2 separate regions of the Mus musculus genome follow, and region 2 is linked to region 1. A link is a loop called in an ENCODE intact Hi-C map of the cell type or tissue named here. Cell type or tissue: left cerebral cortex. All regions are shown on one strand. Each heading gives the region's core, and the rest is flanking DNA. Links, peaks and the distances in the headings are about the cores only.

Region 1 (16,676 bases), core at 7,337-15,336:
CTCTGCATCTGTCTCAGCTGCTGCCTGGAGCTTCCCTGTCTCTAACCATGGCTAACCACTCTGTCTCTCCTCACCTCCCCTAGGAGTTGCCTGCTCTGTCTCTATTCTTGTTGGTTCACTAGAACCTGTTGTCTCTGTTTCTCTTAGCCTCAGAGCCTGTAAGTTGTGGAGGAACAGCAGGCAGCTGCTCTACGCCCTCCTGGGCCTCTATAATATCGGAACCCTCCCTCTGACAGAGTTCCTGGTTGCAGATGATTCCCCAAGCCTCTTTCCTGTCTTCTTCACTCTGCTTCTGTGTTTTCTATCTTTCAGCTCGCCCCTAGAGCTCTTCCCATTCAGAATTAGACTCAGTGCCTCACCTGCCTTCTCTAATCTCTTTCCTCCTCAGACTTAAAGATTCTATTAGCGCCTCACTGTCTTACTGAAAACGACTTGACTTCAATACAAACCAGGTAATCAGTCTCAACGGCCAGAAAATGGCGCACTTGATTTCCAGATTCTCCCAGATTATAAGAACGTCTGCCTCCGCACAAGCAAATGATCTGAAAATCCCTTTATCTTTAAGCCTTCTTTGCTCTCCACTCTCAAAAATCTCTTAACTCTAAGCCTTTTCACTCTCTGCTCTCTTCCCTCCCCTGATCACTGGGATAATACTGGAAAAGTGTTTAAGCTGTTCTACTCTACTCAAAAGCTGGCTCTGGAGTCAAGTTACAGCCTGCTCACTCGAGAGGCAAGCATGCTTGTTCAAACATTTCTCCCGAAGCCTCTGTCCTGGGTCAGGAGAAGGAGAACAATACAGAGAAGCTCATGAAACGACACTGTATTTAAAAACAGCTCAAAGGCAAATTATTCCCAATGGAGATTATTGCTACTTGTCTCATATTTCTTTTTAAATTTTGTTTACTGTCTTTAAACACAGATGTTTTGCTCTGTGAATATAGCCCCCGGTATAGCTCTAAGCTTTTGCTGCAGGATAAACTCCCCTTTATCTCAGGATTTGTAAGACCACTGTATAAACTTTATGTATCTCTCCAGATTTATAAATTCATTGGGTGTGGTTTAGAAGGTCTGTAAACTCTAACAAAACGTTAGCTTAAAACTTGTAATAGAAATGGTTGATTTCATATATATATATATATATATATATATATATATATATATATATATTTGCTATAGCATGCTTGTATGTAACTTGGATTCAACTCCTGTTTAAGAAAATAGATATATTTTTTTAAAGGATATGGACCCAGTGGGCTCACCTTGGACTAAGTCACAACCGTGTAGTTGGCTACCATCTTCACTGAGGGTAAAGAGAGAACATGCCATGTGACTTCACCACCATCTTGGTTAAAGTGACCACTTGTCTTAAACAAACTAAGGCAGCACCTATAAAATCCCACAAAACTTCTCAGTCCTACTGAGCCTCTGCTCGCTGCGGTTTCCTTTTTAGACTAAGCACTAATTAGACTCAGGCCTCCAAGGTGGTTTGGTTGTTTTATTTCACCTACAATAAGTGTAGGAAGCCACCCTCACATTCGCCGTTGCAAGATGGCGCTGACATCCTGTGTTCTAAGTGGTAAACAAATAATCTGCGCATGTGCCAAGGGTAGTTCTCCACTCCATGTGCTCTGCCTTCCCCGTGAGGACAACTCGGCCGATGGGCTGCAGCCAATCAGGGAGTGACACGTCCTAGGCGGAGGATAATTTTCCTTTAAAGGGACGGGGTTTCGCCATTCTCTCTCTTGCTTTTGCTCTCTTGCTCTCTGGCTCCTGAAGATGTAAGCAATAAAGCTTTTGCCGCAGAAGATTCTGGTTTGTTGCGTCTTTCCTGGCCGGTCGCGAACGTGTGTAAGAAATAAGGAGACAAGAGCAGGTTTCCAAGATATTTTAGTTTAGGGTAGATTTCTGTGTGATGATTTTTCTTTTTGTCCCGAAGGTGAAAAGTTATAGATGAGAACAAAACAATAAACAAAGTTTAAGGAAAATTGGATTTAAAAACAACATGTATTTGATGATTAGGATTTATAAATTTCTAAAGCTATAATGGTCTACTTTGGTTAACAGAAACTGACTTAAGGATATATACATAATCACTTATGTCTTTGTTAATTGTTCAACACTAGGCTCCCAAAAAATTTTTTTTTGCATAAGAAACAATATATCTTCAATGAATAAGGTTTATGAATTCCTTTTTTTTAAAGAGAGAAACAACTCTTTTTTTAAATAAATTCATTGTTTTTTAAAAAATATTTATTTATTATATGTAAGTACACTGTAACTGTCTTCAGACACTCCAGAAGAGGGCATCAGATTTCATTACGGATGGTTGTGAGCCACCATGTGGTTGCTGGGATTTGAACTCAGGACCTTTGGAAGAGCAGTCGGCGCTTGTAACCGCTGAGCCATCTCACCAGCCCAGTTTATGAATTCTTAAAGTCTATTCAGATTAGCAGAAATGACTTAAAAATGTATGTTCAGCCACTTTGTCTTTGATAACCCTATTAAGCCTTAGCTATTTGGATAAACTGGATCATACATAAAACAGTAATATTTGTAAAGGTTCCCTATGAAAGGATCAGGAAAATAAGGCTCCCAGCCTTTCTGTGGACTATATTTATGGTTTAACATTTTATTTTAATCCTAAAGAATCTTCAATTCAAGACTTTAAGGCTCAAACTTAACAGGGATAAAAATATGAAATCCCACAAAAGCTACTAACTTGTCATAAACTGTTGGCAATAATTAAGATATGCAAGCTGATAGTCATCTTATAAGTGATCAAATTCTTTTATGCTCAGAACTATATTTCTAGTCATGTAATTAATTTACAGGGACAAGCTTTAACTTTCTATATATGTTGTCAACATTAAGCCTAAAACAAGGAATTTAAAACAAGCAAGATGTGTTTAAAATACTTAATACATTAGAGGATGGCCCTTGACCCCCTCGGAGAGATCTGCTGAATATGGTATTTAAGGTATCTAATGAAAAAGGTTTCCCACGGTAGACAGAAATGCCAACTCCTGGTGGCAGCCCTAAGGTCTCCTCCAAAGAAGATGGGACAGCAGACTTCACCTGGTACAGCCACAATCGTCACTGCGCATAATTACCCTTCACCTCAATTCCTACCAGAACTCCACCCAAACTGGACAAGCAAGATGTTGAAAAAAAAAAAATCAACTTTTTCTTCTTGTCTTTGCAAGGTAGGTCACCTCCTCAAAAAAAAAAAAAAAAAATCTCTCAGACCTTTCTAGGTCTGGTGGCCAAAGACCGATGGCCTCTGTCTCCAACAAAGCCATCTAGATCACCATGGAAGATCCAAGGCTGACTGTCCAAGCAACAGGTAAGCCCCTGTCATTCTTAAATGATACAGAGGCCCTTTGGTCAATACTTCCTCCTCAAACATATCCTTTTCAGACCTCTGTGATGATGATGATGGGGAAGGGAGGGTAGCTTTAGCAGACACTTTAGCAGCGGGAAGCCAACCTCAGCCAGCTCCTCCACACAAGGCTTCAGCTGCCCAGTCAGTCCACTCATAGCTGAAATGTCTGCTTTCACCTTTAAAACAGTCTTGACTTTTTAATAACTTTTGGATGCGAAAGACGTACATGTTGCTTGCTGATGCTACAAATTTAAAAGCAAAAGTCCAAGCTCGCAGACAGCTTTACCTTGCTGACAGGCTTCCCACTGGGAAAGGGAAACTCACAAAACAACTCAAGGCAAGAAATTTGCCTTTCACTAATTCTTATTATAAAAACTTGTTTTTCAATGACTGCTCTCAATAACTAACCACCTATGTCGCGTGGTTAATGACTGGATGTTTCCAGGTAGAAGAGAAAGAGAAAGCCTAAAGTTAATGTAAGTTGTGAAGGCCTGAAGAAATGATTTGGGATGTGTGAATGCGAGCTGTGAAGGTCTGAAGGAGAGGTTGGTGGTATGTGAAAAGTGAGCCATAAAGATGGCACATTCAGTGTCAAGACTTCAAAGTTCAGAGCTTGATGCTAATCAGTAGAGTTCTGATTTGTTAATCTGGTCTTGGTAACAAACTCACTGGCTACTAAACCTTTTCAATAATTATCATAGTCAGCCAGGCCAGGCCAGGGCAGGTACACTCTTCAGGAAGTGGGCAAATGGTGGAGAGATAGAAGAGGAAGAGTAGCCAAGTGGTTTGTGCGCTTTGAAGAGAGGCAGAGCGAGACACAAAGGCAGTTGCTGTTCTTGCCCTTTGGGAAATGGTGAATTACACTACCCATCAATAAAGCCAGTAATAAATGCAAGTGCCAGTGGACCTGTGCCTTCTTTCTTTGAGAAACCTGACCACTGCATTGCATCACTGTGATGCCCAGAGCTGCATCCTGGCTTGGGAAGAAGACCTGCAGAGTGAAGACCTACAACCGACTGGCATGTCTTCTGTGTTTACTTTCCATCATTGGGCTATTTGCTAATCTTTTGTGGTGGTTCATCCATGAGGCTAGACAACTCTATGCTGAGTTACAGTTTTTCTGTGCTGTGTTTAATTTGGGCCAGGAGTCTATTTCCTTTGCAATTTTAGGGTTGGACAAACATTTAACCATCCTAGTTTTCAAAAGATGTCACTGCTGATGCCGCACACGTGGGCACCACTACAATGAGCTATGATGGAGAGACGAGAGAGATGGTAGAGGAAGAGAAGCAGAGAAGTTTGTACGATGTGAAGAGAGGCAGAAGTGGAGATCCGAGGTGGGGAGCCTGATGTGAGCAGCCTACATTGCCACCTGAGGTCATGATGATGTCCCTGCCATGCTTCCACCAGGGGCCACATCTGGGTCCTTGATCCTGTATATACCAATGTCCATGGCCCACATTACCACCAGTAGCCATATGGACATCCCTGGTCTGGGCCACTGCTGGAGCCATGTTGATGTTGGCTCCACCCCTTGTCTAGGCAGTGAGGGAAAACAGACCTGAATAACACAGGAGACCTAGCCCTGGTGGCATAGGTGCAGAAGAGCTAGGCCTGTTCCTCATCAGCCATAAAGTGCAGGATCGTGGGAGAGATGACCTCCCCCCACCCCATCGCTGCCTTCAACAAGCGTGAGAACTGCCCCTCCCCCACATATACCTGCTGCAGCTCCACACCTCACTTGGGCAGCATATTAGAGCTGGGGGTGAAGGTGAGCTGGTCCCAAAACTGTGAGAGCAGAAGAGCTGGCCCTGGTGGTATGGGAGCAGGAGACCTTGTGGGTTGACCAACTCAGCTTCTACTGAGGCCAAGATCCAGGACTTTGAGTTAGCCCATTCCAACATCTACCTCATCTATGAACTGCTAGAGCATGTGAAGGGGCTTGTCCTGCAGAACCAAAGCTGCAGGATCTCCATGACATGGTAACAACGAGATAGCCAAGAGGACTCCCAGTGAGGATCCAGTATAGATAGCATAGCAGGAGCCAGAGGCCTTGATGAGACCAATGACTCGTTTTAACAAACATTTATTTGCAAGGAAAGTGTTTGGACAAAAGGGTGTACTGTGGGACACACCGTGACACACTACAGCTTCCATGGCGAGATGTGTTTTCTTTTGTGGGGGAAGTTGCAAGGGCAGAGGGTGGCTATGGAGAAACAGGGAGATGAGTGGGGCTGGGGTGCATGATGGGAAATTCACAAAGAGTCCATCTTTTAAAAAAAGTTTTAAAAATTATCATAGTCTCAGTCTCAAAATTTTAAGTTTCCTTTAGTTGCTTTCTAGATCCAGACTTAAAAATGCTTCTTGTTGTGCTGAAAACACCCCTATCCAATCTGCCGGTCCAGACCTCGAGATGAAGGGAAAAATGTTCATGTTTCTATCCTAAAGCCATCATTGAGTCCTCAAGTTCTTCATCCCCTTTGGGCTCTTCCTTGTCCAAAAAAAAAAAAAAAATGTGTCTTATATCAAATGAATGTTCACCTTCTATTACATTGCTAGTTTTTTCAGTTTTTGTTTTTACCGTGACTCAAAGGCATGTGTGTGCTCCAGCTGTTTGCAGACACCTGCTAACTGCTGTTTTCTACAGTGAAGAGAACAGACAGTGGTTGTGCTAATACCTGCTGTCCCTAGTCTGTATGTGTCCCTGCAGCAGATTCCTATCAGCTGACAGGAATTCTCATCCAGGAATCAACTGCATTGCACCAATTGCTTCAAAGTGGCCTGCAACCCTGATAGCCTCAAGTGGTCTTGCAAAACTGGCGAGCCCTCAACTTGCCCAACCAGTCCAGTCAAGTGAGGAGCTGGCTTGCAAACCGTGGCTTCCAGGGACCAACTCCAAAGCTGCCCTTTGATCTCCTTTGAACCTCTAGATCCTCTGGCAACTCAGCCCTGCTGGTCTCTTTCCTTTTTAGAATAATGTAATGCGCTCTGTCGCTCCAGGTTGTTTCCAGGTGAAATTAATTACCTAGCCTGACTGCCTCTGTTGGATTTTCTTCTGGTCTCCTACCATCACCGGCTGGTTTGAGCCCTTGCTTTGGACCAGTATTGCAGACTCCCATTTCTCTCAAGCCCCCAGTTGACAGGAAGCAGCTATAGAAGAGAAAGATTATGTCACCCTCGTCACCAACAAAAGGCTGGAATGTTAGGTCTCAGGAGTGCATCCACCTAGAAGTGAGCTCAAGCTGGGCTGTAGAAGGAGTTCTGGCAGTTATATAAAGGCCAGCCTTCCTCAGGAACTTGTGAAACAGGTTTTGCATCTCAGAGGTCCCTCCCCTCAGCTCCCCGGCCTACCCCATAATCCACATGACTTGTCTACCCCATGTTCTCTCGTGTTCTCTTCTCTCTTGCCTCTCTTTCAAACAGCCTTGGCCATGTCCAATCTGTTTTTCTTTCTCTCTAGCTCTTCCAGATGCTCTGGACATTGTCTCTCTCTTGCCTACAATAAAAACCTTTCACCTAATAGTATAGCCATATTGGTAGTTTTTATACTATGCCTCTATACATACACTTTCCATTCCCCAGTAGGATTCCCCTAGACCTCCCCCAAATAACAAGCTATTGCCAATCCTGTTGGCTACTCTCCAGAACTTGACATTAAGACCCTATCCCTGAAGAGGTCACAGAACAGGAAACAAAGCCAAGCTGGTACTCTCTTGGAAGCTTCCTTCATTCTTGAGCTTGCAATTATAGGCATGTGTCAACACATTCAGCATATACAGAATGTTATGCTAAAGACAACTCTAGAGAATCACTCAGTAAATGCTGGCTAGCGAAAATACAAGGGCTGTTGCTTTATTTCCACAGCATCCTGCAGTCTCCTTAGTGTTAAACTACTTCATTAAGAAGCCAGAAGAAGCTGGGTGTGGTGGTTCATCAGGAAGCAAAGGCAGGTTGATCTCTGAGTTTGAGGCCAGCCTGGTCTACATGATGAGTTGGCAGATAGCCAGGGCTACACAGAGGGACCCTGTCTCAAAAAACAAAACAAAACAAAACAAAAACAAAACAAACAAACAAACAAAAACCCAGGAGCATTCTCAGAGAGAGAAGCATCTAACATCCCTATTCTTCCTCCTCCTCCTCTTCTTCCTCCTCCTCCTCCTCCTCCTCTTCTTCTTCTTCTTCTTCTTCTTCTTCTTCTTCTTCTTCTTCTCCTTCTCCTTCTCCTCCTTCTCCTCCTTCTCTTCATCCTCCTCCTTCTTCTTTTAATTATTAGATATTTTCTTATTTACATTTCAAATGTTATCCCCTTTCCTGGTTTCCCTTCTGAAAACCCCCTATCCCCTCCCCCCTCCCTCCTCCCCCTGCTCACCAAACTTCCCACTCCCACTTTCCTGTCCTGGCATTCCCCTATACTGGGGCTTAGAGCCTTCCCAGGACCAAGGGCCTCTCCTCCCATTGATAACCAACTAGGCCATCCTCTGCTACATATGCAGCTGGAGCCATGAGTCCCTCCATGTGTATTCTTTGGTTGGTGGTTTAGTCCCAGGGAGCTCTGGGGGTACTGGTTAGTTCACATTGTTGTTCCTCCTATGAGGCTGCAAACCCCTTCAGCTCCTTGGGTACTTTCTCTAACTTCTTCATTGGGGACCTTGTGCTCAGTCCAATGGTTGGCTGAGATAATCCACCTCTGTATTTGTCAGGCACTGGCAGAGCCTCTCAGGAGACAGCTATATCAGGCTCCTGTCAGCAAGCTCTTGTTGGCATCCAGAATACTGTGTGGGTTTGGTGATTGTATCTGGGATGTATCCCCAGGTAGGGCCATCTCTGGATGGTCATTTCTTCGGTCTCCTCCTCCTCCTTCTCCTTCTTCATCTGATAAAAGAACATCACATTTTTAAAAATCTAAAGTAAATAACTTCTTCCAGCAAACGCACACACACACAAAATTTCCCAACTCCTTTGAGCATCCTTTTCATTAGCTCGCTATACAAAATTGTGACCCCTCTTGACCTTTCTCTTCAAAGTGTGGGGTAGAAAAGAGACTTCTGATTTTTATGTGATTCAAATTCAGGTAAGTGTTTGAGCCACCTGCTTACATTTAGAGACGTTTAAAGGGACATTCAGGTGTTCATAGTGCAAAAGATTTTAGGAGGCAAGACAAAATAAAGAAGCCGTCCCCGTTTAAACTTCCGGCAATGTCTCAAACGTTAAGTACAGTCTGTCTCCATTTCATTCACTAGCATTTACCTTTTGCTTCAGCCGTCTCTAAAGATGAGGTTTGCAATGTGACTTGTGTTCCTGCTTCTTCTGGGATGACCTCAAGCAGGTCATTGGTAAAGGAATGTTGCCCCACAGTGAGGCAAGAGTCTGCCCTGATTTAGTCAAACAGAGCCACCCTCCTGATAACCTCTGCCCCAGTTTCAGAATGTCTTTCACCTTTTCCCTCCTTGTTTTGACTCTTTAAAATAATATGGATTGTGTGTTGGTAGTAATGGGAAGGGTGGAGAATGGAGGGTTGACAGGGAGGATTTGCTCCTGGGCGAAGTCCAGCTTTTCTCGAAGTCACAGGTTGGGCAGAACGCGATCATCAGACAAGCTCTCTCAGTGGGGAGAGGGGTAGAGATTTCCGAGGACAAAGGGCAGGAGAGCAGAGGTGAATTGGTTGGCCTTGACTGGCAATTAAATGTCCCCTCCCCTCCCTTTCCGTGTAACCTTGGGATTATTGTTGCACTAATTAGTAAGGGAAGAAAATATAATGCTGCGGAAAGGGTAGAATTCAGTTATAACTATTTCAACATACATAAAGATTATAATATATATTTAAGATTTATTTTATTTGTGTGTGTGTGTGTGTGAGTGTGTGTGTGTGCAGTGTGTGTGCAGGTGCCTGTGGAAGCCAGATGAGAGCTCAGGAGGGAAAGCATCAGAAACCCTGGAGCTGGAGTCACGGGTGCTTGTGAGCCACCTAATGAGGGTTTGGGGAAGAGCATTCCAGCCCTCTGTGAGAGCAGCAGGCACTTTTAACTCCAGAGGTGTCTGTCTCTCCAGCCGAAAAGTTTAATAATATAAAATCTTTAGATATATGAGTGTGTTTATATATGTATATCTATATATGTAGATGGTTTCTAAGACATCCTTGAAGAGCTTTTTCTTTCCTCCATAGTAAGAAGATGCACTTAAAAGATACATAAATACATCTCAGTTCCTGCCAGACAGACCTTAAGAGCAAAGAGTCTCTCCAGAGAGATGGAATTTGCCCCACACAGTAGATGTCTTTCCAAAAGCTTCCATTATATCAAGATGCTTCAGATCCAGCATCTGTGAGATGAACTGTGAGCTAGACACTCACATGTTAACCTCTGACTCCCTTTGTGGATGTTGGAACAGGACATAGAGTCTGTCATCAGTACCTGGCCTCCTGTTGGGTTTGGGAGAGGGAAGCTAGCTTGCAGAGGGAGATCTGAGAGACAAGAAGGGCCAAATTCTCTTCTTCTTAAGATAGCATTGAGAAGTTAGGAAACTGTACAGAGGATCAATTGAAATACTTTAAGCTGAAAGTGATGGCCTAAGGTGGCCTAACGGAGGTAACCCTGCAGGTTCGAAACACATCTGAGAATTAACTAGAGGTATGAGCTGCACAGGATATTAAAGACTGTGTCTTAGTTTTCAAATATTCAAAATAATGGAAATAATAAATCTTGTGGGCTATGATCATCCTTCTATAGAAAGAGGCTGGGGTATAGCTCAGTGGTACTGCACATGCATAGCATGTTCTAGGCCTTGAGCTCAATGAATAATACTAAATAATGATGACAATTCCACCAGTCCCTGATGAACAGACACGCCGTCCAGTGCACTCATTCTGTTTCATACAATTCTCAACTACATTCTCATCAACAGGACTCATCCTACCTGCAGAAGTCTGTCATCGTCACAGCATCTATAAGAAAGCAGCAAGCCCCCATCTGTGGTTTCCTCAACTCTCTCTCTAGCAGACTCCCCAGGTCTCTGGATTCCCACGGAATGGCAGGTATCATTCACACTCCCTCAAGGACTTTGCAGATCTCTGGGATATCTGCTGCCCATCTGTCCATGGCACTAACTCATCCAATAACTCTCATATCCAAATGGACAGCTCACCTCAGTTTCCTCCTTGAGCCCCAAACCAGAAACCTATCTGGAAACCTTTGCAGGCACACACGGAGGTGTGCTTCTATGATGATTCTAAATCCAGTTAAGTTGAAAATTGAGATTTAATGTTTTTTTTTGTTTGTTTGTTTTTTAATAACAGGTTTCTCTGTGTAGCCTTGGCTCTCCTGAAACTCATTCTGTAGACCAGGCTGGTTTTGAACTCAGAGAGATCCACCTGCCTCTGCTTCCCAAATACTGGAATTAAAGGCATGCGCCACCACTGCTGCCTCTGCCTGCTGCCATCCCCACCACCCAGTGCTTAAAGGTTTCTTAAGATGACTGCAACACTGCAAACCATTGTTGTTACAAAACAGGAAGGTTAGTGCCTTGGCTCCACAAAAGACAGAACATCCCAGTATGGACATCATGCCAAAGAAAAAAACGGTTGCTTTGGGCCCTGCATAGACTAGGGTTGCAGATCCAGCAGTCAGACTTAAAGCTTTTACACCAGTTTGGGAACATCTCAGCCAGTGTTTTCCTTCAGAAAAAACCCAAACACTATTCAACTCCCCTCTTTCTCAGGGGCCTGAGGTTCTGTTGGGGTAAATAAGATTCTCACTCTTTCTCTAACTCTCACACATCAATCAATAGAGCCGACTTCTGACACCAGATTTCTCCACATGCCAAGAAGTACTTAAGAGGGTGCCAGCTGGTGTTTTCTAATTCAGTTTGGCTCTGACTCTGTCTCCTTCAAGATCACGTCAAGCCTCATAGTTTGAAGACTTAAGTCCCCAAAGCTGCTGTCCTCCCACCTCCCAGATGCCAGTTGGAAGTCCCACTGTGTGTCTGGCGTACTGCCTACAACTTGGATTCCCACAACTCCTCCTCAGGTTCGATTAATTATTCTCAGGACTCAGAGAAACATTTATATGATTGTTTTATTACAATTAATATGTAAGAAATGCAGAGGAACAGACATCAGGCAGGAAAATGGATTTTGAGGATTTTCTAAGGTTTTTAAGAACCTCCATGTGATATGTTCAGCTATATGAAAACTTCCTGAACCCAGTCCTTTTGGACTTTGAGGAAACCTCTGTTTCACAGGCAGGAATGTTAATAGGCTAATGGAAATCCAGCTCTGGAGACTCGACTGCTGGGGCATTCTTTCTGATTGTATGTGCGTGTGTAGCATTCTCCTTTCTGGGGTATGGTTATCCCTCAAGCTTTATCACTGGCAAAGGGAGATTGGAGATGAGAGGGTGTCTTTATGGTCATTGCCAAGACAGAGAGGCAGGGAAAGATTGCAATATGGTTTTTTGTTTCTGTGAGTCACCTGGAGGAAGTGAAATTCTATTCTGTATGTTTTGCCTTGGAGAGAATGTTATGAACCAGGAACCACGGACAAAGGCCAAGAAACATGAGCATCACAGAGGGACTTCCACGCCGGCTGATATTGTTGGTGCTTGCCCTCTCCTGCTCAAAATGGTCTTCTCCACGTCCGTGTCCAGGACTATCATTTATTATTTTTGCAATCACCCTCTAATCACACCAAGACTTTTTTTTTATTCAGAAGGTCAGACATTTTCATAAAAGTGTTAGAGAGCTGGGAGGTCTCTGTATTTGCCCGTGTGGGCCACAGGAAGATGTTTTGGTAAGTGTATGCTCAGCCAGGGGATGGTTACCCTTAGGATCCAGAACAATGGGAAACTAACTAGAGAAACCAGATGGCTGAATTTAATTCAGCTTCGATTTCCCAGGCTGTCTGTCTTGGCTACCACCATCTACAGTATCAACAAGCTGGCACAGAGTTACTATGGGAGGGAGGGGAGGAAGGCTCCTGTGCCTAGGAATGGTCAGAGAGAAACCTCAAGTTTCAAGTCTATGCAGCCTCCCACCCCTTTCGTCCTGATTATTATCCAGAAACTCGTCACGAGGTGGTGCCTTAGGGATTTCTGTGCAGACAATGAGCGAGAGAGCTTCATGAATCCAGTTTTGAGATCATCCCTTTCATTACTCAAATACTTCAGATGCCTGTGACTAGAAGTATCAGTTTGTTCATTTGTTTGTTTGTTTGTCTGTTTGTCATGCCAGACCGTAGGTGTGATTGAGCCACATAATGGCCTAGTTTCCCAAAAGTGCCAAATCTCCTTCCCACCTGGATGAATAGTAATCCATTTGCTATGGTGGAGCAGACTGAAAATCCTACCTCTAGATTAGAGAGGAGGATCAGCGGCACCTGTCCAGGCAGCTGACTTTGGATCTACTCCAGTAGTAAACCTTTAAGTCTTTAGTTCACTCTTACAACTGAAAGAGGAGGAAGGGGAGGAGGAGGAGGAGGAGGGAGGATAGGAGGAAGGAGAAGACCATCAGGAACCAGGTGTGCTCAGTTAGTAGGGAGCTTATTCAGTATGCATGAATCCCTGGGTTGGATCCCCTGATAGAGCAGTCCTGCAGTCTCAGCAGTCAGAAGGTAGATGCAGACAAGGGGATCCAAAGTTCAAGGTCATAAATTCAAGGTCAGTGTGGGCACAAGGGACTTTATCTCAAATTTTAAATTTTGAGGAAATTTTTAAAACGTAAAAGACAAAAGGAATTGATGCCTTCCTGATCATAAAATTTGTTTAACATGTCCACTTCAGATTCCCAGGGGCTCTTGACTAAACATGCAAAATGACTGAGGGGCCTTCATTCTTCCTTTCTGTGAACTATCTGCCTATATCCCCTCTTGGTTATAGTTCCTTGCCAAAGACTGTTGGGAGCCCTGAGATTCTGCCTTGCTTGTAAGTTAAGTTAGTTGGCCACGGCTTCAGGCTGGCAGCAGAAGGCGTGAGACTCCTGGTCATGGACAAAGGTCTTAATTTTTCACCACAACTGCCATCAGCACATATTGGCATTTGTACTTATTTTCTAAGCTTTAACTCCTACAATGTACCAAAAGGAGCGCCAGATATCACCAGACACACACACCATGGACAGTGTTACAAGAGAAAAACCCTGAGCTTAGCTGACTAAAACCTTTCATCATAGACAGCAAGCCAGCGTGTATACTTACTCTACTGAGAGGCATCAGGTCTGTCCTTTGGAGTTCTTTGTCATACAAATATCCTTAAAGCAACAGTTAATAACAGTGGCTGTCATAAGAGACTGGTTCACACAGTGACATGGATTAATTTAAAAGACATTATACGCTTAAAAGGCCAGACATAAAAGACTTAAATAATTTATGATCATATTTATATGGAATCTGGAAAATGATAAATTATAGTGACAAAGAAATAGGTCGGGTTTTTTCCAGGTCTGAGGGAATGGGATTGACTTCTCATGATTGCAAGAAAACTTTGGGGAGTTGACAGTTTTTCATGTTTTAATTAACTGATGGATTTTATTGGGGTAAACTTATACACAGAGGGCATAAGGGCCATTTTAACTAAGTATATGTGTAAGTAGCATTAATTATACTAAGACTGTTGTGTAACCAACACATTTATCTAAAACCCTTCCATCATATCAAACAGAAATCATGTATGCATTAAGCAATAACTCCTTGGTCTCATAGGTGACGCTACTACTTATCAATTATAGCTAAATGCAGATGATTTTTTAAAATGCACTTCCTCTGTGCAGTCCCTGTGATAAAGGGCCTCTCTTAGGCTAAGGTATTTTTAAAACTTTTGCATAATCCCCTTGGGGAGTTTCCCTGTTTCTGTACCAGTTTGTCTTGGTCATTGACAGTCGCTTTCCATTCCCAGAATGTCCACAGACTACCCACAAATGTTTCCCCAGGTTGTTTGAAGTTTTATTCCATGACACACACCCTTTCAGCAACACAGTCTTTCCCCCTCTCCAACTAGTCATGTCTCAGTAAGTCTTTTAACCCAGCTAAATGGAACCAGCATCTTTGAATATATACAGAGCACAGACAGACAGACGGACAGACATGCATGCATGCGCACATACATACACACATACGAGAGAAACATGTGCATGCCATAACCACAGCTGTCTCCCTTCAACAGTATGTCACAGACTCATATTTTTTTGACCCCTTCCCTCTTTAATAGCTAGATGCCATGCTTATGTTTGTAAATGACAGATTTCCAGGCCGAAGAAAAACATGTCTTCATTTCAAAAGAGGCAATAACCTTCATGAGTATGAGGCCAGTTTGGACTTTATAGCAAGATTCCATTGGAAGTTGTGGGGAGAAGAGGAAGGAAGAATGGAAGGAGGAGGGAGAGGAAGAGTGAGAGGAGGAGGGAGAGGAGGAGAAGTAAAACAGGGGAGGGGGAGGGGGAAGAGAAATTCACGTTGTATGCCATTCTTTCTAACATTCCTTTAATGGTGCACTTCCAAGGTCCAAACATCTCCCATCCTGTCTTATGCCTGCTGTACATCTGCAACTCAAAATCTGAAAGTTCAGGGTAGGAAGTAAAAATGTATCAGTCCTTTTGGATCCCCTTCATCCTTCCTTTCCCAAAGGCACAAAACCAGTGCTTCCTCCCCAATTCTCCATTAGAGTAAGGAGATGTTGTAGTTCTAAGCCTGATTGGGTGAAACCCACTATGCAGAGTATGGTTAAACAAGTGTCTATTTAGAACACACTTCTCATTCTGAGGCCTGAGGTGACAAGGTTTGAAAGCAGGAGGTTAAGGGAAAAAAAAAGAATATTCTTGATCAATGGAGCACGAAGACTGACCTGCAGTAGGTCAGAGAGCTCCAAGGAAGCTGGGCATCTGCCCACCCTGACTACCTCCATTGAACCTGCAGTGCTGATCGCTCCATCAGGCAGTTCAGAGACATAAGGCAATAGGAACACTATTCCTACAAGTAGGCTCCCTCTTTAATGTTCAATATTCTAGTATTTAAGATTAAAAAAAAACAATTTAGGGAGAGACGGATCCTTGTGGACAGGCAAGAAGATTAATCCATAGTACAGAAGTTATAAGAAGGTTAGAAGAAACTCCTAAGATCTAAGGACAGGGACAATATTAATTATAAGGGTAAGGCTGGAGAGATGGCTCAGCAGTTAAGAACATTGGCTGTTCTTCCAGAGGACCAGAGTTCAATTCCCAGCACTCATATGAAAGCCAACAACCATCTGTAATTCCAGTTCAGAAAAACTGATGCCCTCATCTGGCCTCTGTGGGCATCAAGCACATACCTATTGTACAGATACAACTAAATAATAATAATAATAATAATAATAATAATAATAATAATAATAATATCTCTATGAGGTTTTACCATGAAATAAAGTCCTCAGTGCACTTCTGGAAAAGTCACGGCATTTTGAAGCAAAACCATTATGTGTGATAAATAAACTGTGGTTTTCACCACATTGTCATTTCCACTTCCCAGTAGAGGTGCCTCTAAGAGGAAGGGACGATGCCTAGAATTCTAGCACATAGCAGCAATGACACTATCTGAGGTCCACAGAAGAATGAGAGGCCAAGGAAGACACAATTAATATTGAAAAACAGCTCCTGAAAGACCACTCAGGAACACAAGACAAAATCTTTCCATATCCTGAAAGAGAACTATGACCTCTGGGGAGGAGCTGGTATTTGAACCACAAATGGATCACAGCCAGACACCTCACTCCACCCCAAGCAGGATGGAAGAGGCAATTGCCATATGTGTGTCAAAGATCAAGGCCACATTTTCCAGAGTGTGGTCTTGAGTCAGCACATAGAGGGCACACTGCCAAATCTCTATTACATAAAGCTCACTAAGCTGGGGAAATGTCCCCACAACTGATTAACAAAAGGATACAACTCCAATATGGAAGCAATACTTGTAAGCCAGTAAATAATAATGATAAATGATAACGAAAAAAAAGATAGTTTACCTCCAAGTAGAATATACTAAAGAGGGTCTATGTATAAAGGGGTTGGTTGAACATGTGTGATTTAAGGAAAATGAAAGGTATAATTCAATTATCTGGGGATATGTGTATCTCAGATTACAACTTCTAGCCCTAAAACAACAATTAGAGAAGAGGCTGCAGGGACTCTGATCGGGTTTGGTCAGGAGAGCAATAGACGTCATTCTAAAGAAAACCTGTCATAGGCAGTCAGTTACACAGGGAGTAACTTGGGGCAACAAATACTTTGAACTTTCCTTCCCTCTCTAATCTCTGCCAAACTTTCCCCTGGTTGAACCCTA
Region 2 (16,676 bases), core at 5,381-13,380, 92 kb before region 1:
AATTCTAAGTAACTTTGGGAGTAGGTCAGTGACAGAAGAAAATAGTTACAAGTGACAGTGCAGGGAGGAACAAGGACAAAGGACAGGATGAAGAACTGGTGTTTCTAATACTTTCAGTTGCTCAGGGCGAGCAGCCTGAATGAGCGGAAAGAGCAATCTTTAGGGAAAAGTTCCTGAGAGATGCTGTGGCCCATGCTCCTCACAGAACCACTGTCTAGAAAGCAGCAGCCTCCCAATAACGTTCATGTAACACATCCACAGCTTCCTCTTTCACAGGGCAGAAGCATTACTTACACATTTTCAAAATTTCAAATTTATATGAAGTTAAACATTTTCTAGCACTTTTATTATAATTTAAGCTAACTAACACTATAATATTTGCTGTGTATAAAACAAAGCCCTGTGTCAGGATTAGTCAAATTCTGACTCTGACAGTGACTTCAAGCAAGCATTTGGTCCCAGGTTCAGAGGACACTGACCGCCATTCTTTGTTTCTCTCCTCCGCTGAGTACATCCATCCAGTCCTGAACACTGTCCCAGCCGCCTTCTCGCTCAAGGATGTGACCCAGCTGCACATTGTCCAAGTACTCCTTCAGCACCTGCATGCAAAGACGAAAGACGGAAAGTGTCTTAGAAGCGAATGGTCTGTCCTGGCTCACCTCATTTTTTTGGACCAGCTCAGTAACTCCACAGCCAACCACTTGGACAGCTAGGAGAAAAATGGGGCAAAGCTGACTGAACTGTCAGGCCCTAGCCATGGCACCCTTGACAAAATGTCTAGGAGCTTAATGACAGTGCAATATCATATAACCAATGGAAGGGGGCGATGAGAATACAGCACTGTAGCAATAGTTGAAACATGCCATGAGTAATAAGCAAAGCAGCTATCGCTTACCACCTCTTGGAGAGTTTTAACTATGGTTTGGAAGGCTTTATAGATTAGGCCACACTATATGATGTTTAAAATAACAAAGAATCTGAAGCAGGGCATGCTGGGTACACATAGAATATAAACAGCCCTTACCTGGTCAGAGATCCCCCTCTTCTTCTGATCTTCCTTTCCATCTGGATATATGACTTGGTCTCTCAGTGTTCCCAGGGTCATATAGGGTCGCTAACAGGGACACAGCAAGAGTCATTAAATGTATGTTTTAAAATATTAAGCAAAAAGATCTTAAAGGTTACAAAAGAGTTCAAACAAAGTCTTACCTGAGGAACATAAAATAACTTTCCTCTCTCAGGTTTAGTAAGCCGCCCTCCAAAAAGAGGCCATAACTACAAAAGCAAAGGGAGAACACGAGTGACTGTGAGATCCGTAACCCAACAGTATGACAAACAAGACAGCAAACCCTGGAAACCAGCTTGGACATACCTCACCAAGAACACGGAAGAGGGAGCTCTTTCCACAGCCGTTTGGACCACAAATCAGAACGTTGGCCCCAGATCGAACCTGAAAGACAATTTTTTTTAATTAATTAAATTAAATTAAATGAATATGTACATGAGCCAAAGTGGTCTTTGCTAAGTCGGAGCTTCTAATTTTACTTGTAACTGTGGTGTTGGGCACAATTATGAAGTATATGAGAGATCTCTTACTTCTGATAAATTTCAATTTTTACTGTTTCCTTTTTTCACTTAAAGACCATTATTTAGACGGTTTAATATAGTCTTAATCAGAATGCAAAATTTGAAAACTTAAAAAAATCTGAGGATTCTTGAAAATAAGAATAATTGTATATATTCACATTTATTAACATATTATCTGAATTGTAGAGCAGATTCTTTTACTTAGAGGTCTACAGTTACTTAACAATATGTCACAAATATTCTTCCAGGTCACTGGGAATGGGTCCCTCTTACCCATTCTTTTAATGCCTGTAGCATTTCATATATACCACACACTATACTATATGAGTAGTATGAATATACCATAATTTCTCTAAACATTTCCCAATGATTATATATGTACATCATCTTTTATTTTGATCTTTTAAATGACACTGTACACAACTTCTGTGTCAGCAAAAATATTCACAATAACCAAGTAAATAAGACTGTACAGACTAAGCACTGGGGAGAAAACTCAGAGTAGGAAACAGACAGGCCCAGATGCCTCGGAGTTTAAGTACCCTTCACTGAAAGTGACAACTGGGAAAACTTCTGAAGACATGTAAGGAGCTTATGAGGAAACCATTTCTGTCCACCTGCAGCAAGCAGGCATGAGGACATGAAGACAGGAATGGGCCTTGCCTCATAGACAGACAGACTGGCTCTGCTGGTGAAGACAGCAAGGGGAGCAGCAGCAGTTACTGGGCTCAGAGACATTCGAGGTAGGGAGAGGAGGAAGTGTCAGCAAGTCCTAAAGAGCGGCACAAGCCAAAGCACTCCACGCCAGCCGGGCTCCGACTGTGGTAATAACACAGTCTCAGGGCTCGGACTATGGTAATAATACAGTCTCGGGGCTCGGACCGTGGTAATAATACAGTCTCGGGGCTCCCACTGTGGTGATACAGTCTCGGGGCTCCGACTATGCTAACAGTTTCGGGGCTCGGACTGTGGTAATACAGTCTCGGGGCTCAGACTGTGGTAATAATACAGTCTCAGGGCTCGGACTGTAATACAGTCTCGGGGCTCCCACTGTGGTGATACAGTCTCGGGGCTCTGACTATGCTAACAGTTTCGGGGCTCGGACTGTGGTAATACAGTCTTGGGGCTCAGACTGTGGTAATAATACAGTCTCGGGGTTCGGACCGTGGTAATAATACAGTCTCGGGGTTCGGACCGTGGTAATACAGTCTCGGGGTTCGGACCGTGGTAATACAGTCTCGGGGTTCGGACCGTGGTAATACAGTCTCGGGGCTCGGACCGTGGTAATACAGTCTCGGGGCTCAGACTGTGGTAATAATACAGTCTCGGGGCTCGGACTGTGCTAACACAGTCTCCGCGGTATTCAAAGCAGCCAAAGGTAAACAATGCCCACAGAGATGGAGAGAACGCAGTGAGTGTACACAACAAATACCACTCCACTTACAGAGCGATAAACTAGGCCCGCACTGAGAGCCTACGGAGGATGAAGGGAGAAGTCCTAGCCTGCAGAAAGCCCACTTGCTTTCTGATGGCCAAGTCTGCCTTCTGATGACTTTCCAAAAGAAAGGAATCCTGGTTCTCAGAAGTGTGTCAGTGGGCACAAATAACCTAAACAGTAATCTTCAAAATTCAAGATACAAATCATACAAAAAACAGTCATGGTTGCCGTTTCACTTTACCTATCATATCATATCATATCTCGCCTATCATATCACCAGTGTAATTAGGAAAACATCAGCATCACTGTTTATTTGGCTGATGTCCTACTTGGAATGGCTACACTGGGTACAACTGTGCTGCTTATTTTTCAGGGGCTAGTGACACTCCCTGCTAAGCCTGATGGCAGATAGAGAGGACCAACTCACTACAATTGTGTTCTGGCTCTGACATACACAATATGGCACATGCCTCACCCCCAAAACACAACACACAAAATATATAAGTAAAATGTAAGAGAAAGAGGGAGAGAGAATGACTCTGAATTGTTTATATGAATGTAAATCATGCTGCACAAAGAGATTTTGATTTAGATTTTTTTATTTAAGGAGATTAAAGTTCTATTTGCATATTTAAATGTTCACCATTTGTGGATATTCTAATTAGATACATCTTAACATGGACTTTATTTGCAAAAAAAAAATTAAGATTATTTTTTTCATGTGTGTGTGCATGCTTGTATCGTGTGTGTGTGTGTGTGTGTGTGTGTGTGTGTGTGTGTGTGTGTGTGTGTGTAGGAGCCTGCAAAGACCAGAAGAGGATGTCAGATCTGGAGAACTGGAGTTACAGTTAGCCACCAGGTGGATGCTGGGAACAAAAACTGGTTCCTCTGTGACTTCTAACTCCTGAGCCACATCGCTAGCAAAACAAACTTGATGTAGTCGTAATCACTGAGAATTTAAAGCCAGTCCATTTTTTAAAAAATGAGATTTCTAGATGGTTCAAAGACATAGTCTCAAAAGTGACTGTATGAATTTATATAGAGACAACTCAAACTTTAAAGTTAATTTAAATATTCAATTTTCAATTCATATTTTGAAGATGATTTAAACTCATATAAACATTTTAAAACTTACTTCAAAACTAAGGTCTTGGATCAAGATGTCACCATTTGGTGTTGCTAAAGGAACATGATCAAACCTAAAAAGGACATTAATAAAAAGAGGGAAATTAAAACATGTAAGGAACTTAAATAATTCAATACTACAAATAGAAATAACCCAACACAGCAAAAGACCATTCAGACACTTCATAAATGAATACATTCAGGGGACAAAATGCAATTTAAAAGGTTCTCAAGCTCTCTAAGCACCACAGAAATGCAAATGAAAACTGCCAGGAGCATCACCCTATTAAGGATGCAGCTATAAAGACAACTGTAAGTGCTGGCAAGATGCAGCGGAAGAGGAACCCTTAGCCACTGGTGGTCAGAATGGAACGAAACAGCAATGACAGGAAAGTAATATGAAGGTTCCTCAGACAGGCACTCCTAATTCCAGGAGGCTATCTGAAGGAAATAAAGTAACTGCCGCAGAGTGGTACCTGTGCTCGCTCCCTCCTTCCCTCACTGCCTCCCTCCCTCCCTGTCTTCAACTGACAAACGGATAAAGAACATATCATATGTATAAGTACACACTCACACAGGGAGTATGTGTGAGATTTTCTCAGCCTTAAAAAGACAAGAAAACCCTGAATCTGGAGCGCCAGAGAGATGGCTCTGTGGTAGGAGCCCTTGCTGCTCTTGCAGATGGCCAAAATTTGATTCCCAGCAACAGTATCAGGTGGCTCAGAACCATCTGTAACTCCAGCTGCAGGGGACTCAATGCCCCTTTCTGCCTCGACATGCACCTGCGCACACATGGTGCACACACATACAAGCAGGATCACACACAAGTAAATATTTGTTTTAAACTCCTCAAACCACAAGCATGTTTTTAAAATAACTGAATTGATTATCTTTTTGATGATTATGGTAAGAAAAACAAGAGAGAAAAAGAAACATAGTTCACATGTAACTTCTATGTAGAATGCGGTAGTAGTCGCTAGGGCCTGAGGGAAAGGGAAGTGAAGGTGGTGTCATTCCAGGATCATGAAGGAAGATGAGTGAGTTCTCAGGTCTAAGCAGCAGCACAGGAACTACAGTGAAAAGGACGCTCTACACACGCAAAATAACTAACACAGACATCCACTACACACATTCAGGAACAACAGTTAAAAGTGCGCTCTGCACACACAAGATAACTAACACAGACATCCACTACACACATTCAGGAACAACAGTTAAAAGTGTGCTCTGCACACACAAGATAACTAACACAGACATCCACTACACACATTCAGGAACAACAGTTAAAAGTGCGCTCTGCACACACAAGATAACTAACACAGACATCCACTACACACATTCAGGAACAACAGTTAAAAGTGTGCTCTGCACACATGAGATAAATAACACAGACATCCACTACACACATTCAGGGGTAGAAATAAAAGATATAATAATTAGCTGAAATAGGAACATTATTTTACAATATGTAGGTAATATCAAAACATCAAATTACACACACACACACACACACACACACACACACACACACACACACATGTTTATGTACCTTAATCATAAACTTAACTTTTAAGTCAGTGGTATACCAAAGCTATTTAAAGTGTTTTAAAGGTCAGCTTTAAGTCACAAGCTGAAGAGCAGGGCTGCATGCAGCGTACACACTGTGTGGTCCAGCGCAGCCTTTCCCAGTACATACTTTATAATGTTGTCTGTATTGATGATTTCTCCAGCACCAGGGACCAAGGGACTAGCTTGTGCTCCTTCAATACCTTAATAGAAATAATTATGAAGATATTATATATGGGAAAAACTTAAAACCATGACTGCAAACTATGATGTTTGTATTTACCCTTCTCCTGTTGTGACACCATTGTACGTTCATATCTGCCATGATTTAAGTCCTTTAGTACTTGCATTAATTCTGTAATCCGAGCCGTAAAACTAAAATTTAATAAAAATCATAATCAAAAGTCTATTACATCATGTATATAAACTGAAATGTCTAACATCGAAGCTTAGCTTAAGAGACATAACCCAAAGGAAGTCCCAAAGGAACATAAAATATTAATAACATACATGTCCTACTTTGCTTCAGTAAAAGACAAGGGACAGGAAAATGAGGAAGAGGTTTCACAGGATCCTCCACCCCATTCAGAGGCAAGACAAGTGTTTCCCGTGGTCACTAACACACATTCTTGCTAGTACTCTCCAGACACAGGAAGGCTGGGCTCTGAGCTGCCGGAGTGACCTACTGTTACATATAAAACCAGCCATTCTATCAAGAAGTAAGGATGCACTGATGCACACTGCTTCTCTACAAAAGGGGAAACTGAGGACAGCTCTACTCTCATAGTGTGGAGAGGGGAAATGATAAAGAATTCATAATATTTGATGAAAATCACTGGACAATAGAAACCAGTCCCGTGATAAGAAGTTGGGGAGTGTAAGAAGGACATGAAGGTCAAAGAGGCGGTTTCTTATCAGAGAAGCAAACGGGTGTTTGTTTGTTTGCTTGTCTGGTGTAAATAACAAGCAGAAATCCCCCAGGGGAAACCTTGGGAGGTGACTATACTTGAGAGTGCATTTACACTTGGTGTTGACACTGTCACAGAAGGCACTGTCCCTACAGGCATGAATTTTGTATGCATTAAGTATGATGTTTTAACATATCAATCACTCCTTAATAAACTGGTTTTTGTAGTGTAAGAGAAAGAGAAAAAAAGAACTTAGTTGCCAGTATCAATCCTTAGGGGGTAAAAATCTATAATTGAAAACAAAAATATTCAAATGTAAAACTACTCACTAACTTAAATTTCTGTTAAAAACAAAAACAAAAAAAAAAAAAACAAAACAAAACAAAGACTGCCAAGAATCATTTCCCAACATATCCAAGGCCAGTGTCCACGATGGACGGCAAACGAACGTGACGCTTCCCTAGTTAAGACTCACCCAGCTGCCTTCAGGAAGCATGAGGGGCTCACGGGAGACAAGTCCTCCTTAATTTTCTATCAAAACCAGCTTCCCCGAGGAGAAGGGTCAGTACCTCCCATAACTTTAATCTCACCTGGATACCAGCTTATAAGAACAATATATGTTTAAAGATTATTCTATGCAATTGCATATTAGTACAAATCTTACCCAGCCAATCTAGTCATTTCACGCCCAGCCAAAACTATACGACCCAAAGCTTGAGACATTCTCAAAAGCATCCTTCCACTTTGGTAGTAATCCTTAAAGACAAATGAGTATTAGATTTTGCTCACATTCCTAAAATAGAACAAAGCCTTAATTTTGAATTTTCACTTCATTAGCGTAGAAGTTTACCTCCAGCAGCTCTGAGTGTGTGCTGTGAAGGTGGCGAGGGTGTGCCAGATCTAGGAAGGGGCGACTGACAACCAGGTACCCGACGACAGTGGCAACATCTAAAACAAAACAGTTAAGATTTTAAATAACGTTATTTTACTTTTCCCACAGATCATGTTGCACCATCTCTTTTAAAACATACTTACATTTGGCAATGATGCTATCAATGAAACCCATAGAAAACCGAAAGAAAATGAAATTATGTAGGTGTTCCACCTGTCAGGAAACAAATAAACAACAAATTTTCCCTAAGGATAAAGCATAATTAATTTACAAACATATACTGAATAGCTATGATTCCTGACTGTTATACACCACACAGTGAGGACAATGCTTAACAGTGCTCAGATGCCAAACACTCTGCATCACACCGTGTTTACTGAACAACGTTGTTTCCATTACACATAATATACTAATTACACACAATAGCATGGTGCTGTTTCCAATCCTGCCAGACACCTATACACACAAACTCATCAATCACCAAAGCAAAAAGGGAGCATGAGATGCCAGTTCAAATACACATGTCAGAGAAGGTCAAGCTGTACTAAGTTATGGGTACATGACTGCAGACCCACAGGCTGAAAACAGTGCTTTGAAACTCTAAAAACTCTAGTCATGCTAGATGGCAAAAATATCATTTCTGAAATAACCTAAGACAACTTTTTAGTATTAAAATATGTATTCAAACATCACAAATTCCCACTAAAATATTAGCTCCATGTGGGTGAGGCAAGATCTCACCCAGCACGCTCACCACCTAATTCTCGCCTGCACTTAAGCCGCCTACCTGCCACTGAATATCTTCTGAATGAATGTAACTATCTGAACTCAAAACAGCAGCAAATAAAGAAAAACAGCTTTTAGAAAACATTCGTATTCCAAATCAAAGGTCAACAAACTATGATCAACAAATTCTAGCACGCCACTTATGTTGCAAATCAATTTAGCAGAGCCAAACCACTCATGTATGTATTGTATATCCAACAGAGACTACATGGTCAGGAAACTTAAAATGCAAATATGTACATACTATCCCGTCCTTCACAGAAAAATCTTGCTAACCTTACTCTACAAAAGTCTCCACTGATCTGTAAGGACCATTAAATCAAAAACCCAACGAGAGTTCTATAGCAAACACTACAAAAATGAACAAGATATTTTAGTAAATAAATCTATTTTATAAGTGGAGAATTTAATGCTAATGTAATAGTTTTTAAACTCATTTTTAGTTTAAAACACAGTATAAAGATTTGCTATTTAAAATATATCTTTAGCATTATTCATCCACATGTAAAGGCAGAGAAACCCGCGTGGCCGCCCGTCCAGTGTTTATCTTACCAGTTTTCGGAAGACTGAGTGGATTGTCTGCTTCTCCCGTTTATTCCCATTGTAAAAGGCAATTTCTTCACTATTAGAGAAAATAATTTAGCAATTAATGTCAATGCTGTCTCACCCTGACATGTAAGTGAAACACAGTATTCAATGAGTGAACCTGTGCATATGAGTGGGCATCTTGGGCCAGTGTAATGGCTCAGGGGTAAGATGCAAGCCTGCCAACCTGAGGTCACTTGTCTAAGCCTACAGTAGACTGGGAGGAAAAACTAACTCCACGAATCTGTCCTCTGACCACCAAAACCACTCAGTAGCAGGCCCTCCTCAATAATAAAAAAACCAAGAGAATGATAAATGAACATCTTGTTACTAAGAGAGTATCTGGCACAGGCCAAGCCAGGGAGTGTGATCAAGTTCCTAGCTAAGTTTAGAGGAGGGCAAGAGTACACAACTGAGTGTATCACAAACTGGACTACAACCTACCTGTATATAACCTGGCTGTTAAAGACACAGTGAACAAATATTCACAAACTGTAAATAAGGCAGATTATATAGAAAGAAAGATTAGGCTGAGACAGACATTATAGAGCATGAGTTAAATTACAGACCTAAACCAGATAAAGAGGGAGAAAATAACAGAAAAATACAAGAAATGATGCTTTGCCCCACAGCTTGTGACAGTGCTGCCATGCCACCAGGTCTAAACGCACCAAAGCTGTTCTTATCCCAGCACCACAGTAGTCCTCACAACGATGTCCCCCGAGAGCAGGAATGGGCCCTCAGGGCCACAAAGATCATCAGTGGGAAAACAGTGCCATACAGATGAAGAAAGCTCAAATGTAATTTATGTAAATTCTTTAAATTCACATAACAAGCAAAGTTCAGAATCTAAAATTATCGCTCCTGTCTAACCTAAAGTTTATAGTCTCTCTGTCCTGTAAGTAAGATGAAAACTGCCCAAGCAACGTACTTACAGAGTTACAGATGGCCGTGAGCCATCATGTGGTTACTAAGGAATTGGATCCAGATGCTCTGAACTGCAGGGCCATCTGTCTAGCCCCCACAACGTACTTCTTAAAACACCAGAAAGTGTGTAAAGTATCTATATAGAAGCCTAGACACCACAGCTTAGACACATTAAGGATGTATGTGGGCGCTTGTGAAAGGGCTAGGCAGCACTGCAATGCAGGCCTGACAAACCCAGTTCCATCCCAGAACTCCACAAGGTGGCAGGAGAGAGCTGAGCCCTCCACATGGGCACCATTGTGCCGGGTGCACCCGAAATATAATCAAAGTGCATACATAAAACCTCAGTACACTAAGGCAGGAGAATCGCAAGTTCAAAGCCAGCCTGGGTTACATAATAAGACAAAGAAAGAAAGAGTAAGACCCAGGAAAGAGTAGGATGGTGGAAAAAGAGAAGAGGGAAGAGGGGAGGGTCTCTTAAAGAAACAGCAAGAAGCAGTTTCTTCTTTTTGTTTTTGGTGGTGAAGGTTGCTGCCATTCTGTGATCTCAAGAGTTAACCAGAGGAAAGAGATGGTTACAGGGTAGAGCCAAGAGAATACCAGCAGGAGCCACAGCTCCAATCCTGCTGTGCCATCTGCACTGTCCTAAGGGTCCTTACATGACACAGCCAATGCCTCCACTATGGGAACGTGCCGTTTTCTAGTAAAAGCATACCACAAACACCTTTTCCCTAATTACAGCCACTATGCCCCTGCCTCCCTAGAGCATGAAACTCTACATAAAAAAATCAATATAAGGAAGGAAAGGTGAACTATGAAAAGAATGACCCCCTAAGTAATTCCGTGGCTTCCTACAGAGCAGCCTACACAGTGCTACAGTAAGTACTAGGACCCTCAAAATTGACTTAAAGTTGGCAGTTAGGCACAGAAACTTTACAGAGCACCTTAGCTACTGATGAAAACCTGAGCCAGGGCATGCACAGAGTTCATCATCGTAACAATTCATTGTCCATCTACAAGAAAAGCAGCTACGGATAAGTTGCTAAAATCAGTTTATAATGCATAGGTAGACACAGAAACGAAAACGGATGGCTTCAACGGCTGCATTTCTTTCTTCCTATTTCAGATCTCAAAACTGTCCAGAACGCAGTTCTGGCCTGCATTCGAGAGGTCCTAAGGCTCAGTGCCCAGAACTCCTTCTCCCCACACAACAACTGTCTGGAAAGACAGAATTACTGAACACTGCAAAACAGTCACAACCTAAAATGTCTGTGGATAACTTAAGGCAGAAGTTTCACTGAATACATACAAAAATGTGAATACTATCAAGACTAAATTTTAAAATAAAATTCACAGAAAATCAGTCAATAAAAAGCATGAAGAGGTAAATCAAGGAAACTACACAGCCAATAAAGAGGACTTGAAGCATGCAGGATTTCTACTTTATAAAACTAACATTCTTCATAATGCTTATTTCCAAAACAAGTAAAAGTCCACACTATTTAGTACCTATATTGCTAGAATCTCAAGTCACTATAAATGACATCAATATCCACAAAAATAAAATTTCATTATTATTCTAAAATGTTTCTCCTTACCTATTAGTGATAAGCCGTGAATTCACGTATCTGTATTCTCCTTCGTACTTCTGCTCCATAATTGTCATCTTACCAATGGGTCTTCTGAGTCGAGTTAGGAATAGCCCAGAAACAAGCAAGTAGGCCATCATGCTTGCCGGGCCCTGCGATGAATGAAGGAGAATGATGCACAGTACTCAAAGGCACAGTAATAAAATCTACGTGCAGGTCTGTAAGTAACTGAACCCAGAGAGGCTGAGCTTTGCTTGTTCCTCTCTCTTTTTCTTTCTTCCTGGAAGATCACATGCTAGTCTCTACACTTCTTCTACTGTCATCCCCCAACTCCTATAGCTCTGTCCCCAACAACTGACCACCTAACTTCTAGTGGACTTTACCTTCTGTTACCTAACACTCTTCCACTGGAACCCAACTTAGTGTTCTCTCTCTAGTCCACAACAACTCTCAGAGCTATTTTACACTCTTTGAATGTTAGCAGTCCTCTAGGTTCCTTCCTTAGCTCGTCTCATCCTAAACTTACACTTCCAGTCTCATCAGTTTTGGATACAATGTATCACTGCCAAGTATGTAGCGTGCACCCTCACCCCAGCATCTACAGGTGTCTCAAGGGCAATCCGTACACAAGCTATCAGCTCGCCTTGCTGTAAACTATACTTCTGTCTTCTATACATTGTAACTCCATAAATGACCCCACAGCCACTGGCCATCTTAAGAAGCTTCGATGAGTCCCCAAAACACCCTTAATTTCTACATACCTCTCATACTCTGCCCCAATCAAAACTGTTTACCTGAACATGCCATTCAATTGGGGCTGTTCTTACATCTGACAAGTTTAACATCTAATGGACATCCAAGAATCTCCTCAAAACAGTTCAGTCAGCTTCAATTCTTCCAGGCACTAAACACTTTCGTGAAGCATCCACTAGTGGACATTTCATGCTTCATTCTAACTGCCAGAACAACTGCTTTAAACATTGAAATCTCCCTTCTGACTCACCTTTTATGGCTAGTACAATGTATATGAATATATGTGCCAATATTTTTCAAAATTGTATTAGACTGATCAACACATTTCAGTAACTATAGCAAATGAGCTGAAGGTGCCAACTGTATTTTTAAAATGTCAATGCAGAATTATACATATAAATACGAAAAACACCCGAAATATAATTTACAGTATAAAGTCTAGAAACATGTGGTCTGTTCCCTCTTATGGTGCAGTCAGTTACAGAATAATTACACCTGATCACAGGGTAGTAAAGAGAAAAGCAAGAAATTCAAACAAAAGGGAAAAAAATAAGTAAACTATTACTCAACCACAAAATGAATAAAAAGACACACACAAACATACATACATATATATATATATGTACATAAGACCAATACACTGTTACATGGTTTGTTATAAATAAGAGTAACATGAAAATTATTCAAGTTAGATGTCAATGAGTCTTGGGTTTTCTTTGTTTGGTTGGTTTTTTTGGTTTTTACACAGGGTTTCTCTGTGTAGTCCTGGCTGTCCTGGAACTCACTCTGTAGACCAGGCTGGCCTCGAACTCAGAGATCCGCCTGCCTCTGCCTCCTGAGTGCTGGGATTAAAGGCGTGCGCCACCATGCCCAGCTGTCAATGAGTCTTAAAAAAAGTTCTTGTCACCACACATATCAAAAAAGAAAAAAAGAAAAGAAGGCTCATGGGTTAGACAACAATTTATCATTATAAAATACTTCTGAAACTAGTATTTCATTCTGAGTATATTGCTAATATTATTCTAATTTTTTATTAAAATTAATTGCTGCCAAAGCTCTCATTAGAATAACTTTGCAACAATAAGCACATGTGTGTTCAATGTATGAAATGTGTGTTTAAATATTTCTGGTTATTATTACTAGAAAAAGAAATTGGCTTTTTTTCCAAGGGTGGCTTTCATGTCTACATGATGCTACAGGAGTGATAGTTAACATTTTCTTTGCTGTTCATTATTAAACTAATAAAGTTTGTAAACCCTAATAAATAAATAAATAAAATATCTAATTTAAAAAACCAAATTAGGGTACTTATTTTAGAGCCTCCAGTATAGTATTACCTTATAATCAGATCATACTAGGTATAATGTGAAGATGTTTCCAAGGTTAAAAAAAATTTTAGACCTTCACATTTATCAAAACACAGTATTATAGATTTTAAAATGTGGAATGGGGGTAGCAAGATGACTCAGTGGGTAAAGACACTTTTTGCCAAGGTTGAGTTTAATCCCTGGGACCCTACACGGTCAAAGAATATAAAACTCCTACAAGTTGTCCTATGTCCTATAACATCCACACACGCACACACATACATACATGCAAATACACACAAAAGAATAAAAATGGACTCACCTGAGCTCCAATTGCACTTGTTAACTTGAAAATATATAAAACTATGTCTAAAAATGGCTGTAAAATAAACATTAGAATATACAGAATTAGATCTAAGAACTAGTTTGCCTTGACTGATAAATAATACGAGATGTTAAATATAAAATGCAATTCAATATTTGATACATAATATGTGGAACTCTCACCATGTATAACAATTAGACCATAACAGTGCTTAGATAAATGAATATACAAAAATAAATAAAGCTCGTAAGAAACTTGACATGGAGATATTCCAAATAACAACTATTGACATCAAGTGTGAGAAACCCTTCTCTTTATCACTAAGGCAGCTCTATCTGAGGAAGCACTCACTAACACAGTAATATAAATGTTAAACAAAATGACTTGAGTTATAATTCCAAATCTGCTTCACATTTTCCTGGTTTTGATACAACATCTATAAACTGAAAGGGACTTCCCAACAATTACATAAATGAAATCATCAGGTGAGTCTATGGAGCTTATCTGATGATCAAATACTTTTTTATACATTTAAGTACTGCTGCTCACTGAGAACCAATCCAACCAGTGTTTCAAAAGCAGCTCGTACTTTCACCTTTTTCAAGGGACCCAAATGGTGTTTAATCTGAAGCCAAGCGCATGAGCACTAATACAAATGCCGGACTTTATGAACTGGCTCATTCCAAGACGTACATTTCCCTTTCTCTTCCATATTATTAAAAAACAAAATACTTTAAAATCTTGCCAGGCAGTGGTGGTACACACCTTTAATCCTAACATTCAAGAGGCAGAGACGAGCTGATCTCTAGGTTTGAGGCCAGCCTGGTCTGTACAGTCAGTTCACAGACAGCCAAGGCTAAAAGAGAGCCTGTCTTAAAACAAACAAACAAACAAACACCAAAAACCAACCAACCAGACAATCAAATAAATAAAATTTATTTCAAAAATATATAAAGGTTACTGGCCAAAAATAATATTTATAATTTAAGTCAGGAATTAAATTGATATTTAAAAGAGAGAGCACTATAGTGTACAGAAAGATTATAATTAATTTCAGGGGGCTAGAGAGATGGCTCAGCAGTTTAGGGCACTGATTGCTCTTCCAGAGGTCCTGAGTTCAATTCCCAGCAACCACGTGGTGGCTGCCAACCATCTGTAATGAGATCCGATGCCCTCTTCTAGTGGGTCTGAAAACGGCTACAGTGCACTCATATCACTAACTTCAGAATGTTTCTCTATTGCAGGTATGACACTTTATGAACTACACCTTTGTTCACGTGCCAAGAGGAAAGGCTATGTAACAGTTTCTCTCAAGTTAGCTTCGCAGGTCTATTAATAACCCTAAGAGAGAGGTGCTAGAGAATGACTCAGTGGGTAGTGTTTGCCACAAACACCTGACCACCTAAGTCCTAATTCAAAACTCATGTAAGAGCTGAACCCCGAGAACAACCATCTGTAAGCTCAGCCTGTTCCTCTCAGGAGATGAGAAACTGAGACCACAGAATCACCATAGCTCAGACACAGCAGGACAGGCAGGAGAGGCCGTCTCACATCCAGGGAGAATGTAAGAACTGACATCCAAAGCGGCACGCCGTGGCATCTGCACATGTAGACACACTGAAAGCGCATGCGCCAGTGTATATATATACACACACACACACACACTCACATATGTACACACATGTGTAACACACACAGTTACTTCCTTCACATAGAATGATATTGAAGAAGACAAGCAGGAAGCCCCTTTTGTCTCATTTTAAGGATGTGTAATTTGAAATATAAGTGAAAAAGTCAGACTGTAAGTGCTAGAAGTAAACAGACAAGAACACTTGTCTGAAATCAGTCAGTCCACACAACTCTTATAAAACTTTTGTAAGACACTAATTTCAATTCTAAGCCAAACACCTGACAAAATAAGATTTTAAGATAATTATATAATTAAATTAAGTATAACAATCCTAATTTTCTTTTAAAACCATTCTGTACATGCTACTCCCTTCCACCCCATCAATTCTGTGTAAGTTTGTTCAGACTGAAATTCAACAGCCTCGCAGGTTTTTTAAGTAGATGAACTTACCTTACTAAGATTTGAATACAGATCGACTACACTGTTACAAAATTTTTCTACATCCTGTGTAAGCAGCTGGTCTGGATTTGCTATTCTGTTATCCAGGTTGCCCATTTTATAATAGGTGAAAGCTCTGAAACAGCAATTAGAAGGTGACTTCAATACACGTGAGTACAGAGACCATGCACACTCACACCCTGCCCACAGCATACGCACAAGCAGACCAGTGCAGACACTGTACGGACTGCCCTAACTTCTGTCAGCTATGGGGAAGAGAGCCCAGAGAAGGGAGACTCGGTGCTAATTGGAGCGCACGGACTAGAGCCCCCGCACCCCCCACGGTCACTCCCAACGTAACCCTGATGGAAAGCCATTTTCTTGAAAAGCAATCCAATAAACACGACAACATCTACTATCATAAACACTGCTGCCCAATTTAAACATCTCTACTTTAAGAATAGTTTCACTTACTGGAGATACTCCTCGTAGAGGTACCGTGTGAGCCTGACTCGGAAGCACAGTTTGAGCTCATTTAACCCATACTTCAAGAAGTTATTAACCAGAGAGATCTAAAACAAACAAGCAAGTATTATTGGTTTCGTTTCAACCTCTACTTAATAAATTGTAATTTATTTCTCTATCAATTTCTGTATCTACAAGTTCTGATTTTCCTAACTCAGGCCACATTGCATATCAGTTTGGTTTTATTTAGACTTTATAACTGCAAAAATAACAAGCTAAGTCACATGTACTTAATTACCCCTATTTGGTCTCTTACTTGGAGCTTAATTTTAAAGTATTATTCTGAGTCCCTTTC

Evidence for each region. Peaks named below come from ENCODE experiments on the same cell type or tissue, not always from the same donor. Only the 100,000 strongest peaks of a DNase experiment are listed, where the experiment ranks them.
Region 2: a loop joins it to region 1, with 3 times the contacts of the local background. A loop is called at or near these places in 5 of 42 quality-filtered maps.

Annotation. Positions count from the first base shown.
Region 1 is chr3:121,858,631-121,875,306 of GRCm38, forward strand. No RefSeq gene overlaps it. Among named protein-coding and RNA genes, the nearest start is that of Gm33987, 16 kb to the left of the region's middle. In left cerebral cortex, for the core only: no CTCF peak of the experiment used is centred there; a DNase peak (open chromatin) is centred at 11,311.
Region 2 is chr3:121,768,143-121,784,818 of GRCm38, forward strand. Abcd3 (ATP-binding cassette, sub-family D (ALD), member 3) reads right to left here. Exons shown (of 23, transcript NM_008991.3): 6 at 16,331-16,428; 7 at 15,869-15,992; 8 at 13,786-13,842; 9 at 11,413-11,555; 10 at 8,855-8,924; 11 at 7,660-7,729; 12 at 7,475-7,572; 13 at 7,289-7,380; 14 at 6,000-6,091; 15 at 5,847-5,919; 16 at 4,161-4,224; 17 at 1,373-1,450; 18 at 1,210-1,275; 19 at 1,025-1,114; 1 more. Among named protein-coding and RNA genes, the nearest start is that of Abcd3, 39 kb to the right of the region's middle. In left cerebral cortex, for the core only: a CTCF peak has its summit at 10,071 (motif pointing right); a DNase peak (open chromatin) is centred at 9,960.